Linked DNA regions of Homo sapiens: region 2 is linked to region 1. Evidence: read pairs that join two places in POLR2A ChIA-PET (ENCODE). Cell type or tissue: PC-3. All regions are shown on one strand. Links, peaks and the distances in the headings refer to the core of each region. The heading gives the core; the rest is flanking DNA. Region 1 overlaps KCNMA1 (potassium calcium-activated channel subfamily M alpha 1). Region 2 overlaps KCNMA1 (potassium calcium-activated channel subfamily M alpha 1).

What was found. ChIA-PET counts read pairs that join two places held together with the same protein. Peaks named below come from ENCODE experiments on the same cell type or tissue, not always from the same donor. Only the 100,000 strongest peaks of a DNase experiment are listed, where the experiment ranks them.
Region 2: POLR2A ChIA-PET joins it to region 1 with 7 read pairs; 4 of 35 experiments call an interaction of 5 or more read pairs at or near these places.

What each region holds. Positions count from the first base shown.
Region 1 is chr10:77,400,660-77,409,164 of GRCh38, reverse strand. It overlaps KCNMA1 (potassium calcium-activated channel subfamily M alpha 1), which reads left to right. Exons shown (of 28, transcript NM_001161352.2): 2 at 5,142-5,303. Among named protein-coding and RNA genes, the nearest start is that of KCNMA1-AS3, 54 kb to the right of the region's middle. In PC-3, for the core only: CTCF peaks have their summits at 7,261 and 7,461; a DNase peak (open chromatin) is centred at 3,274; H3K27ac peaks cover 585 bases.
Region 2 is chr10:77,455,875-77,464,379 of GRCh38, reverse strand. All of the region lies in intron 1 of KCNMA1 (potassium calcium-activated channel subfamily M alpha 1), which reads left to right. Among named protein-coding and RNA genes, the nearest start is that of KCNMA1-AS3, 110 kb to the right of the region's middle. In PC-3, for the core only: no CTCF peak of the experiment used is centred there; DNase peaks (open chromatin) are centred at 619 and 4,949.

The sequences.
Region 1 (8,505 bases), core at 1-8,000:
CATAGGAAGGGTGAGCCCCTCTGCGGCCATGTCAACAAAAAGTCATCGTGGGGAACACCACTAAAGGGAATGGGGAGAAGGCATAGAAAGGGGTGAGGGTGTAAGGCTGGGCACAGCCCCGTGAGAGGTTGCCTGGTAGGGTGGGTGTCGGGAGGGGACTGTGGCCACTCTTCTCTCTGGTGTTCCCTGCCTCCTGTGCCTGCACCCTTGCCCTGAATTCCTCCCCACCTTCTGATGTGGGCACTGAAATTAGATGTCACTGTTGCCACTGAGAGGCAGCTGTGGCCTGCTTTACACAAGGCTCTAGTGGGGAGAGAGGGCAGGGTTGGAGGCAGATCCAGAGTGGCCTCCAGTGCAAGGCCGAATCCCTTTCTCAGGGAGCTGCCAAGGGCAGGGGGAGGGCTCCTGCAGGACCTCCTCTTTCTGAGATGGCCTCCCCACGCGATGGCCTCACCTCTCATTTTTCTCCCTATTCTTCCCTCCATGTTCCTTTCTTTTCCCAAGACATCTTTTCTTGCATTTCAGAAGATCTGGTGGCCTGTCCTCCTGAAGCTGGGGTAGCTGGAGGCTGCAGCCAGTGGGGTTTCTCTCCCTTACACACACAGACACACACACGCATGTGTGAGCACACACACAGATGCACACACACATGCACACATTCTCAGACATGCACACACACGTACACACTCACACGTGCACACAAACGCACACACACATGCACACACTCTCACACGTGCACACACATGCACACACTCTCACACATGCACACACACATGTGTGAGCACACGCACTCAGTGATTTCCTGACTGACATCGGGCTGCCCCTACTGGGAAGTGCTTCCTGTGTAAGGACAGGGTCCTCTGCAGTGGGAGGTGGAAGGTTTGGGCGTGGCTGCATATCCCCTTTGCTATTTGGAACAAACCATTTGTTCCCCTGTGAGGCAGTATCCTGTGGGGCCAGGAGCAAGAACGGAATGCTGGGACTCAGGAGGCAGCCTCTCCCTGGTCCTCAGCGTTCTCATCTTAAAAATGGGAGGTTGATCTAATGGGGCGAGTCAGAAGGGGTCTGAGATGTCACTGGGTCTGGGGTCCACCCTGTGCGGGAATCCCTGCCCCAGCTGTCCTGGGTGGTGGTCACACAGCGCCTACTAGAAGCCCTGCAGGAGTCACAGCACCTTGCCTTATAGGGACTTCTTGCTCATTGGAGGATAACAGTGTTAGAACCTGCACCTCCTTATCCTCCATTCTGTGATTATTTATTAAAGGTTCACTCTGGCCAGTGTGCCTCCCAGGGCCACTGGTTGATGAAAGTGGTGCAGCTTCAGTGGATTACTCTTAGAGGCCCCAGCCCCATCAGCGGGTGCTTCATCAGGGCAGCTGTAACCACTGTGTGCCCGGGACTGTGCCAAGCTTCAGCTTCCCCACCACCTTAATGAGGCGGCATGTTTGTCCCCATCTTACATGGAAGAGGCTGAGACTCAAGGGTTGATGGGCCACAGCCATCAGCTTGGAAGTTCTGGAGCAGGTACAAGCCCAGGTGGGCTCTCTGCTTCCAGCCTGAGCTCTCAGGCTCTGTGCCTTTTTCTGAGAGATACCTGCTCTTAGTTACCCTGTCTGTAAAATGGAAATAATTTCACTTGCCTGTTGGATGTATTATAAGGTTTAAGCAAGACAATGCATAGAAAACACTTAATTCTTAGTTGCTGGCACCTAGTTCTGGCTTGTTCAATGGTGGCCAACACTCTTATAATGGACTCTGCCCCTGCATGTTCCCAGCAAGGCTACTGAACCTTCTCTGCTTTTTCTTTGGAGCATGGAGTTATAATGCCTGCTCCCCATAAGAGGTGCTTTGGCCAGAGTGAAGTCAGTGGTGGAGAGAGGGGCCTCTTCCTCCAGGCACAAGATCTGTGGCTAGCCTGGTGGCTAGTCTGGCCGGCTGGCATCAGGCTTTAAATAGCTCCCCCATCACTCCTCCCAGTCCTGCTTCCCACACATGGTAATTAAGCTCACAACATCTAGTGTAAGCAAATAATAACAAGGGCATTATCTCCCTTTAGTCTGTGTTTTTCCTTGCCTATCATAAAGTAATTAAAATAATGAATGCCTTGTAAAACAATAGGTAAGAGGGCTGGCGAAATAGCATTATCTGCCACATACCTCTTGTGCTATGAATTACTGATGCAGTTAACCACTGTGACTGGAGGGCCCCCCTGCCTCCCAGCCTTTTTCACGTTGATTTCTCCTCTCCAGGGTCTACCAAGGGGCTGTGGAACTTGGGCCCCCAGGACTGAGGAGCAGGGAGCTATCTTCCAGGTCCCCACGTGGTGGCCAGGGACCAGTTCAGAAACATCCTGGGAGGCTTGACTCAAAAGGAAACACTAGAGCCTCAGATGTGGGACGATCTCCCTGCCCTCCTCTTTTCCTCACCCCTCCACCAATGTCCAATATTGAAACAAGCAGGTGGTTCTGTCCTTGGGTGAAGGGAGAGGCCAGGAGAGAGCTGGGGGTGAAGATCCATGTCTCATTTCAGCAGTCACCGAGCCATACTAGGGTAGTCAGGAGCTGTGGTCCCCAAAGTAGGCTTCCAAGCCCAGCAGCATCAGAAGTGCCTGACATCTTGGTTCGAATGTAGGTTCTGGGATGGGCCCAGCACACTGTGTTTCAACAAGCCCTCTGGTGTGCTTATGATGCCCGCTCATTGTGATAACCATTGCTTTATGGTGTCAGGGGCACGAGAAGAAGCAAGGGGTGCTGGGATAATTGCTTGAACCTGTGTTTTGTGCTATTGGACACTGTTTAATCCTGACAATGCCTGAGGGGCTGGCAGTACTGTCCCCATCTTATTGAGGTCCCACAGCGGTGGCAGAGCTGGATTTTCCCCCGAATCTACACCTTCAGTTACCATGGTTGACCCTGTATCAGGGCCTCCCCATCCTCCTAAATACCCTCCTGTTCAGAGTCTCACAGGGCAGAGGCTCAGGGACCAGGGCAAGACCTAACAGGTCCTATCTGAGGCTGGCCTGGGAGGCTTGGGCAGCAGGTCCCACACATGTCAGCAGGCAGCCCCCAGATACATCTGCCCAGTGGCCTCCCCCTCCTGGGCCTCCTCTTGGATCATTGTAGCTCTGTGGGGCTTAACACATTTGGAAAGAAAATATTAGCGTCCAGGGCTGCAGGTCCCACTTTTCTCTTCCCCAGCTTCCCTGAGCCACAGGCAGCCAGAGGGAGAGAAGCAGGAATCGGGACCAGCTTCCTGCCTGCCGTGGCCAAGTCCCCAAGAGGATGACTCACCAGTGCACCCTCCCCACCTGCCTCCCACGTGCCTGGCCTCCCTCTGCCCCGCCCCCTTTGTCACTGCAGACAAAGCTTTTCACCACTGTCTTTGGTTCTTCCCCTTACTCCAAATCACAATGATCCCCAGTGTGGCTTTGCCTTGGGAATTAATTCCAGAGTTTTAAATGATGAACATAATTTGCTGGCATCTTTTTAAACATCTTCATCTGCAGTCATAGTTGCAGTGGGTATTTGTGTTGGGGTCCAGTTAAATGTACATTGTTAGATAAATAATAAGGTTTTAGTATAAGCATGTCCCATGTGGTATTTGGAATATACTTATACTAAAAAGTTATTTGTTGTTTATCTGAAATTTAAATTTTACTGGGTATCCTGTATTTTATCTGGCAACACTAAACCCAGCCTTTGTAGCTAACGAGGGGCTGATACTCATAGCCCTTTCTAGTCATTCATTCATGGTTATTGAGCCAACTCTGTCCCAGACACTCTATTAGGCACCAAGGCTGCAGCAGTGGGGAAGGCAGACAGTAAGTGAAAGAAGTAAATGAATTATTAAGTATATTAGCGGTTTTAAGTGCTATGGAGAAAAATAAAGCAGAAAAGTGCTATTGGAAAGAAAGTGTTGCAAATTTAAACAGGTGGCCAGGGAAGACTTCATTGAAAAGGAGATATTTGAGCAAAGACTTAAGGGAGCAGGCCATAAGTCTCTGTGGGAGAAGAGTATTCCAGGCAGAACACTCACTGTATGCAAAGGTTTACAGTTTCGGCCCCTGTGTGGGGCTCAGTTATCTGATGAAATCAGCCTTGTTTCCTCAAGCACATTTTAAGCCAGAAGGGGAATGTATTGTCTCCTGTAACTGGAAAGGTCTGGTGTAGATTTCAGGCACAGCTGGATCCGGGTGTTCAAATGATGACATCAGTAGTCTATTACTTTTACTTTTCTCTGCAGTGGCTTCATTCTCAGGGAAGGATGACTTTTCCTATTCTTTCCTGCAAATGTTCCACGCTTGAGTCTTATTGGCTTGGCATGGATCATGTGATTATTAATGGCCCAATTGCTGTTGGCAGGGGGTAGAAAGGACTCCAATGTTGGAGCCAATGTGAGGCCATCTGTCCCCTTTGAACTACATAGACTGAGAGGAAGAGATAATTTTCCTAAAGGAAAGTGGGGGTGCTGCTGTGAAAAGGGGCATAGAGGCTGGGTAGGCAAAGACCACAGGACATCTCCCACACTTTCCTCCTCCCTCCTCAGCATGCCCTAATCTTAGACAGATTGCGTTTCCTCTTGCTTTGGTATTTTCTTTTTCTTTAAAATGGGAGGAGACCAGAACTTTGGGAGGCTGAGGTGGGCGGATCACTTGAGGTCAGGAGTTTGAGACCAGCCTGGCCAACATGGTGAAACCCTCTCTACTAAAAATACAAAAATTAGCCGAGCATGGTGGCCGCGCGCCTGTAATTCTAGCTACTAGGGAGGCTGAGGCGTGAGAATTGCTTGCACCTGGTGGGTGGAGGTTGCAGAGAGCCGAGATTGCGCCACTGCACTCCAGCCTGGGTGACAGAGTGAGACTTCATCTCAAAAAATAAAATAAAATAAAATAGAATAGAATAATACCATCCTTCTTTGTTTCACTAAGATATTTTAAGAGGAAATAAAGAAAATATTCTTTTTTAAATAAAGGCTTTAAAAAAATCAAAGGCATAATTTACCCCTTCTGCTTTACTCCTATACCTTTAAGCTAGTTTCCATCTCAGCTGGGGACCCCTTCTGGCTCTGGTTCTTTATGGGTAGAGCATGTTATTTAAATCCATTGTTCCCTATGTCTTAACTCTTGCTCTCTCTGTTGCCAGGAGGCCCAGAAGATTAACAATGGCTCAAGCCAGGCGGATGGCACTCTCAAACCAGTGGATGAAAAAGAGGAGGCAGTGGCCGCCGAGGTCGGCTGGATGACCTCCGTGAAGGACTGGGCGGGGGTGATGATATCCGCCCAGACACTGACTGGCAGAGTCCTGGTGAGTCTCCACCCACTTCTCACACCAGGAGGCCTTGCTGTCTGGGCCAAGGTGGCTTTGCTTATGAGACGTGATATTCCCCAGGGTCTTCTGCAGGAGGCTGGCTATTGGGAGGTGGGGGTGAGCAGCAAGTGCTCCCGCGTGGTCATGGAGGAGAGGCTCGGTTCCTTGTGTACAGTGGTTTGTGGAGGGATTTTCAAGGAGTGGGATTTGCAGTGGAGAAGGGTTGTTGGGAAGATGTAGCACATTTCCTCTGCTAAAGCACACATGCGCGCACACACACACACCCTCCATCATCTTGGAGAGGAGAAGAGGGTTAAGGAAATATACCAGAAACTCATGGAAGGGCTACAAATGCGGGGATCCTGGGGAGTGCTGAGTGAGTGTGTGTTTGGTGGTCTTCGGGGGATGTTCTTCTTGTCCTGTGGTAGCCCATAGGGACCCCCTCTTGCAGCAGTTTCCTAATTTTCTGCAGTGTGTGAGCTGGGCCCTGTGCACGGTAGAAATCAGTCATGCTGATGGTGGATGCATCAGTAGCCCACCTGAGGCTGCCTGGCCCGTGTACCTAGAGCTCGCTTGTGTGCCCTTTTCTGATGAGATTGTCTCCTAAGCCCACCTGCAACCAGGGCTGATTCTGCCCCTTCTCTGTATGTTTCCAACATCTCTCTGATCTGCTTATATGAAGCTTGGCTTCACTGGCTGGCCTCATGAGCCCTTGGTTTTTGTCAAGGATCATTACTGGGACAGGCTTATAGTGATCAACCATCCCAGTTTGCCTGAGACTGAGGGGTACATGAGACATGAGTCTTTCAGTGCAAAAACTGGGAAAGTCCTGGGCAAACAGGGATGAATTGGTCGCCATAGCCAGGCCCATGCTCTAGGAAAGCCCTAGCTTGCTTTCTTGGGTCTGCTCTGGGTCAGGAGTTTCCCTGAGAAGGATATTGCATTCGGAGTGATTTCTCATTGTGATTCTGGAAGCTGTTTTGTTTGGGCCACCTGTCCTGGCATGAAGCTAGGGCTCAGTCAAGAGTCATTTGGCTCATAGATGGAAGGAGTAGGGACATCCTGAGGCCTGCGAGGCTCAAAGACCAGGCAGGGACACTGGAAAACAGTCATTATCTCTGAGTCTCACAGCAAAAACTCAGTGAAGAGGTGACTGTAGATGGAGGGAGGTGGTGAGAATTTCACTTCTCAGAATCCTTCTTGGGGAGAACTCAATGTTATGTCTGGGATCAATATCACACACACTTTTGTGGGAAGGAGTGAGAGAATGAACGTGGTGCTTGAGTAATCAAAGGTGCTGGCCACACAGCCTTCAAGAAAGACAGGTTCTGTTCACCGAGGGATCTGCCGTGAGCTGTGTGCTGAAGGGTCTGGTTATGAAACCATGGCTGATGTCAATTGATGGCAAAATGGAAAGAGGGGACATTTAAAGTTGGAGTTTTGGAGGAGGAGAGAGAAACTGGTGAGGTCAGTGGCTGCTTGGAGGAAGGCAGAGAGGGAGACAATTCAGTCTGGTGTGACCCAGGAGGGACAGTGTCTAGTGGGGACTTGGAGGTGACTTGCTGTTGGCTGAGCTGTGTAACAGCACCTCTATCTCTCCTCCTGCCTCTTGACTGAAGTCTCCATTGCTCTTTCATGCTTGAAGAGGAGTGGATTCTGCATTGGAAACTTAAGAGAGGTTGAATTCTGAGTCTGGGTATTCATGGGGACAAAATGGAGGTAGTGTATTCTATATGTATGGTGGTGATAGTGAATGGGGAGCAGCAGACAGTTTAGCTGCACAAATGTGACACTTGTTCCTTCCATGTGGCCATTATAGACAGTTCTAATTTTCTTCATCAGCATTGCAAGAGTTACTGAACACTAATTCTGGGCCAAGTGTATTTGTTTCAGCTCTGGAGAAAACAAGGAAGGATCCTGATTCTATTGCACCATATGCGGAAGTTATTGAAGGAATGCATGGAGGATAAGTGCTATGAGTACAAACACGGTGTGCACTTGTGGAGTGTGGGGAGGGGCTGTAGGGGAAAGTAGGGCTGATCAGAAAAGCTTTCATAGGGAGGAAAGTCTTTGAACTAAAACTCCCATTTCAAGATGAGCTGCTTTATGGCGGGAAGATATAAAAAATAAAAACATATCCAGGCTTAAACACAAGAAAATGACCACTAGGTGGGCTGGAATTTGTGAAGAATACTTAATAAGACAGAATGCATTTGCAGTGAGCTTTTAAGTGTGAGTTAGGATCTTGAGAGTTAAAGGAGAAGAAAGCCTTCAAAGTGAGGAGCAGGAAAAACAGAGAAGGAGCCTGGCGCTCTGGGAAATGGGGGGTGCAGACCCCAAAGTCTGGGGAAGTGTCCTGGAGACAGCCTGGTGGGGCTTTAAAGGCCATGCTAAAGAATTTTGGGGCCAGGCGTGGTGGCTTACACCTGTAATCCCAGCACTTTGGGAGGCTCAGGTGGGTGGATCACGAGGTCCGGAGATCGAGACCATCCTGGCTAACACAGTGAAACCCCATCTCTACTAAAAATACAAAAAATTAGCCAGTGTGGTGGCGGGTGCCTGTAGTCCCAGCTACTCGAGAGGCTGAGGCAGGATAATGGCACGGACCCAGGAGGCGGAACTTGCAGTGAGCGGCTCTGCTGAGATCGCCCCACTGCATTCCAGCCTGGGTGACAGAGCAAGACTCCGTCTCAAAAAAAAAAAAATGAATTTTTGAAGTTTGTAGAACAAGGAGATTTTGAGGCAGGGGGTGTTGTACAGAGAGAGCTGGGGGACAAGTGGAGACTGAATGGGTGAGGCTAGAGCTTGGAGGCTATAGGACAAGTTAGGGCAGTAAGCTACTGCTTTAGTGATGGCATGGGAGCAGATTCCTGATGTGGTCCTGGTGGGGCACGGTCTGCACTGACACCAAGCAGAAGATGCAGGTAGCCCATGTGGGTGATATCATGGAAATGGAACTCATTGGGCCCAGCACACCCAGCGGCCACCTTGAGACTCTCCTGGCAATCACACTGTTGAACGCCTCTTGTGATCCAGGCACTGTGCTAACCTTATATGTTATGATCAGTTTGAAGGGGAAGGACAATGTCGTATTTCTTCCGTATCTCCTTATTGCTGTTGTGTTGTAGGGGTTCATTACAAGAAAACAGGCCAATCTTATCAGTGAATTCATCTCTGTTTTACAGTTGAGAAAATCAAG
Region 2 (8,505 bases), core at 55-8,054, 55 kb before region 1:
CCCATCTACCTCTCTGTGTACTAATGACTCCAAGAAAGCGGAAGGGGGCAGCCTGGTAGAAAATGGAAACGTTTTTCTGTAAAGGCCCTCCCATGCTTCCGAGGCCTGCAGATGAAGGGTCTGACTTGAGCCTCTCAGAACCCAGGAGAAAGAAACAAGCCTCACTCATCCTGTAGCCCAGAGGAAGAAATTCTAGCACCCAGAGAGGTCAAGCAAGTCCTGCAAAACCACACAGCAATTTGATAGCAATAGCTGGACCAGGAACTCAGGGATTTTGACTCCTAATCTTGTGCTTCTCAAACTTTAGTGTGCACAGGAAATCTGAGGATCTTGTGGCAATGTATATTCGGGAGGTCTAGGGTGGGGTCTGAGATTCTGTTTTTCTGATGAGAGCCCTGGTGATGCAGATGCCGCTGGTCTCTGGAGCTTACTTGGAATAGCAAGGGGCTCCAGAAAGCTGGGAGGCTGGGGTCTTTGCAGCCCAATCTAGGAGGGAGTAGCCCTTCCAGCTCCTGTCGCCTGTCCCACTTCCTGTTACTAATTTGCATGTTGCCTCCTTTCTTTCCCTCATGCTCCTAAGGCCTGGGCACTCCCTTCTCTGCCACCCCCTATGCTTCCCCAGCCCATTTTCTCTGGTTCCGTCTTGCTCAGCCTTTAAGTAAACAGCACTTCTCAGCTGGGTTGCATGAGGCCTCCTGGCTCAGGAGTCTGCTGCTCTGGGCTCACAGTCCCTGTTCCATGGAGATTTGAGTGCCTGAATTAACTCCCTCTTGGAGCAATAAACCACCCTGAGTGCTAACCTAGTTTGTATTTTTAGCGTGTGCTCCATCAATTACTTAACTTGCAGAGCGGCTCCTCTCTGCTCATCAGGGAGGTGCCACCAAAGAATGTTCTTCCTCAGGCTTTTGTGAGTTGCCCCTCTCCTTGGTCCCACCTCCTGTGAGGTCAGAGTCCTTTCTCCTTGATGCTGTATCCTTGGTATTTAGGAGGCAAAGGTTATTCACCCCGTTTTATAGAAGCAGAGGAAACACTGAGGTCCAGATAGGGTGACAACACAGTACAGTGTGATGGTGCCAAGAAGCAGGTCTCCTAAGCCCTTCACCTTCCCACTGTGGGGAGGTAACAAATGATGGTGGGTGGTATCTTCCCAGGCTACGCAGGGCCAGGAGGCTCTCTCTGAGCCAGTTTTGCAAGATAGTGATATGAAGGGAAGCAGGTGGGGGCCATGCACTGTGTTACCTCAGGTAGAAGTGAGCTCCTCACTGTGGTTTTTACTTGTAAAGTCCAGCCAGAAAACCTACATGCTGGGAGAATGGGGCCAGGACCACTTTAGTCAGTGGTTTCTTCCACCTTCTCCCCACCCCAGGAGGACCTTCAGCCATCCCTAGATAAGTCAAGACTTGGTTTGAGTTTCATCGAGGTTTCTCCCACCTCTGGCAGAGGCATGGATCAGCAACACTCCACCAAGAGGCCAGCAAGATGCTGGCTGTTTCCCAAGCTGGGATGGGGTGAGAGAGTATGGCTTGGAAACTCAGAGGTGATAGAGGCAGCACCGGCTTCCTGAGCCAAGCTCTCCCCATGGACCCAAGGCCCAGGCATGAGACGACTTCATTCATCCGTCCATTGAGGAAACGTGAGCACTAGTTGTGTTCAAGACACCAGGCAGATGCTGTGGGTGGGCGGGACTCTCTCCCGGGGGAGAGCCCAGGGCACAGTCCCTTTCCCAGGGACCTTACATCTTCCAGGGAAAGCTCCCATGTCTGTCTGTAAAGGTAAAAGCTAAAAACATCACACAGTGTGTAAGTGCATGTGTGAGGGTGTGTGTGTTTATCCATGTGTGCATAGGTATATAAGGGTCTCTGTGAGCACATGAGCATCTATAGATGTGTGTATGTTTACGTGTATGTATGTTTACATGTCTGTGTGTATGCATGTGTATTTATATGTCTATTTGAGTGCATACATTTGTGTTTGTTTGTAAATATATGTGTTTTTACGTCTAAGTGTGTGTGTGCACATGTATGCATTTGTTTCTCCATGCATATATGTATTTAAGTGTATATATGTTTCTGTGTATGTGTGTGTGTGCTCATGTGTGTATGTGTTAGCATCAGTGTGGGTATACATGTGTATATTTGTGTTTAGGTGTGTGCATCTATCTGAGTATATGTGCTGTGTGTATTTATGTTAGTGTGCATGTGTCTGTGTGCCTGTTTCATTGTGTGCATGCGTGTATGTGTGTGCATGTATGTGTTTATGTTAGTGTGTGCATGTTTCTGTGTGTGTCCGTGTCCGTGTGTATGTGTATGTGTGTCTGTGTTGTTTATATTAGTGTGTGCATGTGTCTGCTTGTGTGTGTGTGTGCATGTGTGTGTCTGAATTTGTGTGTCTGTGAGCATGGTACTTTGGGCTGTGCCTCTGTGAAGCCCCATAGTCAGTGGGGAGTCCCCACACAGCCCTGGCTATAGGCTGCTCTGGAATTTGCCTTTGATGACTTAGATAGGCATGAACAGGACATGTCCCCTGGGGAAGATCTGTGAGTCTGTCCTGGGTGTCCCCGGGGCAATGGGCAGACTCACGGGGAAGGAAGAGGAAGACAAAGCACACAGGGTCAACACTATTGCATCTGGAGCGTGCCTGGGCCCATGCTGGATATGTGACAGACTCAGAAGTGAGCCAGACCTGTCTAGTTGGGGCAACAAGCCCCGTAAGTGTTCTGCCTGGAGGGGTGCTGAGGCAGGAAGTAAGGAACCTCTGTGGAGGGGTGACCTAGTCCAGCCCTAAATCAAGGGTAGAAGGCTGGGTGATCTGTGTCCCCACTCTCCTCAGTATTGAAATCTCCTTAAGCCCAAGACTGTACTGAATCATGAATCAAGACACATCCATGTCTGGTCCTGACTCTGCCGTCACTGTGTGACCTTGAATAAGTCGCTTGGCTTCTCTGGGCCTTGCTTCCCTCCCTGTAAAATGAAGACATTGGATCATCTCATCATTTAACAGGAACAATGAAATTCTACAGCGAAACAAGTTGCCCCACAAATAGCAGGGTGGGGCAAGGGTCACCACAGAAGAGCAACTTGGAAGTGGTCTAAGGATGTGGCTAAGAAAAGAGGGAGGGTCCAGGGAGGCCTCTTTTTTGAAAAAAAAAAAAGAGGGAGTACAAGTGCGGTTTTGTTACATGGATATATTGTGTAGTGGTAAAGTCTGGGCTTTTAGTGCACCCATCACCCAAATAGTGTACATTGTATCCAATAGGTAATTTTTTTTTTTCTTGAGACAGAGTTTCACTCTTGTTACCCAGGCTGGAGTGCAATGGTGTGATCTTGGCTTACTGCAACCTCTGCCTCCCGTGTTCAAGTAATTCTCCTGCCTCAGCCTCCCAAGGAGCTGGGATTACAGTGGCATGCCACCACGCCCAGCTAATTTTTGTATTTTTAGTAGAGATGGGGTTTCACCGTGTTGGCAAGGCTGGTCTTGAACTCTTGACCTCAGGTGATCCGCCCACCTCGGCCTCCCAGAGTGCTGGGATTACAGGCTTGAACCACCATGCCCAGCCCAATAGGTAATTTTTTATCCCACACCCCCTCACCGTCCCACTTTTTGGAGTCTCCAGTATTATTATTCCATTCTGTATGTCCATGTGTACTCAGTTTAGCTCCCACTTATAAGTGACAACATGGGCTTTTAGTGTACCCATCACTTTCTGTCTGACTTTGTTTCTGAGTTAGTTCACTTAGGATAACGGCCTCCAGTTCCCTCTGTGTTGCTGCAAAAGACATGATTTCATTTTTTTTCTAAGGCTGAGTAATATTCCATGGTGTGCGTGTGTGTGTGTGTGTGTGTGTGTGCACGTGTGTACCACATTTTCTTTATCCAGCCATCCATTGATGGACACTTAGGTTGATTCCACGACTTTGCTAATGTGAGTAGTGCTGCAATAAACATGAGTGCAGGTGTTTTTTTGGTCTAATGATTTCCTTTCGGTAGATACTCATTAGTGGGGTTGCTAGATTGAATAGTAGTTCTATTTTGAGCTCTTTGAGAAATCTCCACACTGTTTCAGGAAGGCTACTTGAGCTTGGTCTTAAAGGATGGGTGGAGAGGGAGGCAGAGAGAATAATAATACAGGAAGAATCTGAGAGGTGGGAGAGCGCAGCAGACTTTATCAACGAACATTCATATAGCACTCACTGTAGAGCAGGAATCATTCTAAGATAGGGGTTAGTAAACTATGGCCTGCAGGGCAAATCTGGCTCACTACCTGATTTTATAAATAAAGTTTTATTGGAACATCCATTTGTTTACATATTGCCTATGGCTGGTTTGGAGCTACAAGGACCGAAGTGAGAGGTTGTGAGAGTCTGTGTGACCTGCAATGCCATAGAATATTTGCTATCTGGCTCTTTATGGAAAAAGTTTGCCATCCTTCTTATAAGATCTTTAAAAGCATGGGCTCATTTAATTTTCTTGACAACCATATTGGAAAGTTATTGTTATTGTGTCCACTTTATAGATGAGGAAATGCAGGCTCAGAGAGATCAAATAGTGCGCCTAAGGCCACGCAGTGAGGAAGGAGGAGATGAGACATGACCTCAGGCAGTGGGCTCCAGAGAGTCTGTGTTCTGGCCACTGTGCTATGCCAAGAGCGGGCCCCTGGGAGGAAGGCTAAGCTGTGAAGATTTTGGGTGCTGGTCTTCAGAGCACTTTCTTGACCTTGCCAGGTTTGTGACCAGCACAGTGATGTCTCAAAGCTGTGTTTTGATTACCACAATAATGTGGGTATTCGGGGACCAGCCTGCCTAATGGGGACGCTCAGTCTCCAACTGTGTCTCTCAAATGCTAGACAGTTCTTGGAGGCAACACCTACATGCTGTTAGCCAGGCACTGCTCACAAGGGTTTCTCCATAAAGATTTCCGATTTTAGCTTATTAGTCAGTGTTTGTATAGTTGCTGCATGCTGTGGTCTGTGTCCCAGCTGCCTGCTGTAGATCACAAATGCTTGGAAGGCCTGGATTGTGTCTCTCTCTGTGTGTTGTCTCCAGGGAGAATGGCTTGTCATCAGGTCAGAGGATTCTGGGGCCACATTCCCATTGCGAAGAAGCTGTCAAAATGCCTGCATCCAGAGGTGCTTCAACAAGAGCAGAGGTGATGTGCAGGAAGGGCTGGTGATTGTGGCAGAGGCTGTGAATGCCCTGCCCATGCCCCCAGGCCACTCTATTCCTATCCCACTCAAATGCCCCTACTGTCAGTGCCTTCCCTCCCCCTACCAGTGTGAGCCAAGACATCTGGAAGTGCCTGCAGCAAATACCCCCAGGTGCAGCCCTTGCCAATGATAGACCCTAATGGGAGTATAAATACCCCAGATTCTACCCCTCAGATGACACAGCTCTGAGGCATGGTCTATGCCAGTGCTACCCCTATGATTTTCTGTAATGATGGAAATGTTCTGTATGTGTGCTGTCCAATATGATAGCCACCAGCCATCTGTGGTTATTGAGCTTTTGGAATTTGGCTAGTGGACTGAGGAACTAAGTTTTTCAATTCAAGTAATTTAAATGTAGATAGCTCAATGTGGCTGGTGCCTTCCATGTTGGACAGGGTGGTTCTGCCCCATCTCCCAGAGGTCTCCAGTGGCATTGAGCCTTGGTTGTCTGCAGCAGTGTCCTGACCATTAACAAACCCTGCCCTCTCACTTTCCCATTTTATTTCCCCACTCCCCAGCTGGTTCTCCCCTGGGATCACTACCCAAATAAACTATTCATGTAAGCCACATGAAATTGCCATTTTTGAGGTTAAAAAATGGTTGAATGTCAGTATTTTCAAATGATTAAATTTGCACTGAAATCTCTACCATGCATGTGTGTCTGGGGAACCCCACCATAACAGGGAGTTGAGATTCGTGTTTGTTCATGTGTGTAAGTTGAAGTCATTCCCTGTCCAGGCAGGGTTCTAATCCCAGCTCTGCTTCCAAGTGGCTGTGTGGCCTTGGAAACTCTCTGTGCCTTGGTCCTCAGGGAGGAGGACCTGCCCATACCCCTGGCCTTGGTGCCTGCCCTATCTTTAGAATGGTTGGAAGGAACAAGGGAGCTCATAGATAGGGCTATTTGTTAAAAGAAGCCAGCACAGTGAGGAGGGAAGGTGCCCTCCTGCATGGGTGGGGCCATTCTGGGGCACAGTGCCCTGGCTGCATTATCCCTGGGTGGAGGATGCCTGCTTGTGGCTGATGGAATTCAGACAGTGTGTTTCTTTGATGCTACAAGACTGGCTTTCCTGCTGCCCCACTTTGTATAATCGGGTCTTTTTGGCAGGGAGGACTTAGTAGCTAGCGTGAGCTCCCAAGTAGGAACTCTAGGAATATTCACTCGGGCTGCCGTTTGATCTGAGCAAGAGCATGATTTGATGGGAGGCTGCTCTGGGCCTTACATTTGTTTCCCTCATTTAGAAAAAGGCAGTAAACAGTTTTTAACTACATTGCGATTGTGAGGCTTTTCCTATATAACTTTTTTTCCTGGAATGGAACCAGACAGGATGGAGGCACTGCACTCGCAGGCAACATGGGTTTTCCCAGCCCCTCCATCTTCTTGACCTTCCTAGGGATTTGTTAATTCAGCTCAGATTGGCCTTTCCAGGAAGCTACCAGGCTCTCAGAATGCCCGTGCTGGAGGGAGGCTGATCCCACCAGGGACCCCAGAGGAAACCCAGAGTTCATGCCAAAATATCTAGTAGAAGGAGTTTATATGGGGAACTAGTTATAAAGGTGTCCAAGGAGATAAAAAGCCAAGCAAAAAATGGAGAGGCAGCCCAGAGAATAGCAATGGCAGGAAGCTGCTAGCATCCTAGGGCTAGAGGGGGAAGGGAGGAGCTGGTTTTCTAGAACTCAGGATCCAGCAGCACCTGGCGGATGCTGGAACTACAGAAGGCCTGCTGGGCTGGGCAGGATCACAGAGGAAAGGACTCTGGGGAGGGCAGGATACCCAGAGGTGATAGATATAATGATGGACATGTTCTCTATCTGGAGATGCCACCAAATGCAGAAGGAGGGAGAAATGTCCTGGTTTCTGCCTGCCCCCACCCTGCAGACTTCTGCCTGCATTCCTGCTGAATAGAACAAACTTCCCTAGAAGAAAGAGCGAGGGAGCCTGGGGAGTGTAGTCCACAGTCTACAGACGAGGGGTAAAGACTGGGTCTCAGAGCAAGCAGGCCAATGACTAGCAGGGCGGCCCAAGAGCCTTTAAGTGAGAGGCTGTCATCCTGGGGCTGTGAATGAACTTCGGAGGGGTCCTTGCCCTTCTAGGAAGTGCAGGCATATTTTGTCTCTATGTAAGCACATGCATTTCTCCAGAAAGAAAGTTGATATCTTCAGATTCTCAAGTTGGTCTGTGCCACCAAAAGATTCAACATAATCAATAACCAGTAATCCAACCAGCTTATCTTAAACATGGGAAGTCTCAGGGCTCAGAGAAACACCCATAGCGACAGTGTCTATACTCTTGGTCTAGGGTCCTACTGGATGTTGTCCTTCAACTGTCCTGGAAGATCCAGCCTGTTAGGAGAGTCCCCTGTCTGTTCCCTGCCTCTCCAGAATCAACTGTGTCCCATCTTCTTGGTCAGCTTTCCCTGATCTCAAGCACACAGACCTGCTTCCACAGTGCACTTCTGCAGCCTGGGGAAACCACACCATGGATGTGGATCCTGGTCTAGATGCGCCACATAGTGCTCGATGCAGGCAGAGCTGGCACTGGAAAGAGGGCCCAGTCTCCTCCATGCAGCCTCCCTCCTTCAGCAAACATTTGCCTTGCACCTGCCATATGCCAGACGTTTTGCTAACTGCCGGGGATATGGCACTGATCAAGATAGATGATGTCCCTGCTGTCACGGAGGTAGAAGTGGAAACAGAAAACAAACAAGAGAACAAATGCAGCAACAAGGTCATTTCTGATTATGATAAGTGTGGAGATAATAGAGTAGGGGGCTGGCAGACAGTGATGCGGGTAGAGTCTGGGGGCTACTTTTGATGGGAAAGGTTTCTCTCCGGAGGTCCTGTGCAAGCTGACATGAGAAGGATGAGAAGGAGCCAGCTTTCCAAGGTCTCCAGAGAAAGTATGCCACATGGGGACAAAAGCCAGTGCAAAGTCCCTGGGGTGGGAATGAGCAGAGGAAGAAGAATCCATGCCTATGTGGCCAAAGACGAATCCTGCCTCACAGTCTTTGACTCTTTTGACTTCCCCTGTCGTGCCTCCTGCAGACTCTTCTTGCTTCCCTGGGAGAATGGGTGGCAAAGAGTGCCTTCCTTAGCCATGCTTCCTTGTCAGCACAGTGCCTGGCAGGTGGCTGGAAGCTACAGCTGAATTTTTGCAGTGTCTTTGAGATGCCAGGAGGATGGCAGATCATTTCTGTTCAATTCATCAGCCACACAAAAGCCCTGAGATCAAAGAGCATGGGCTTAATTTATTTTGTTTATTTTGCAGAGGAAATAGTGCTTCCTTGGACTGAAAGCTCTGAGGA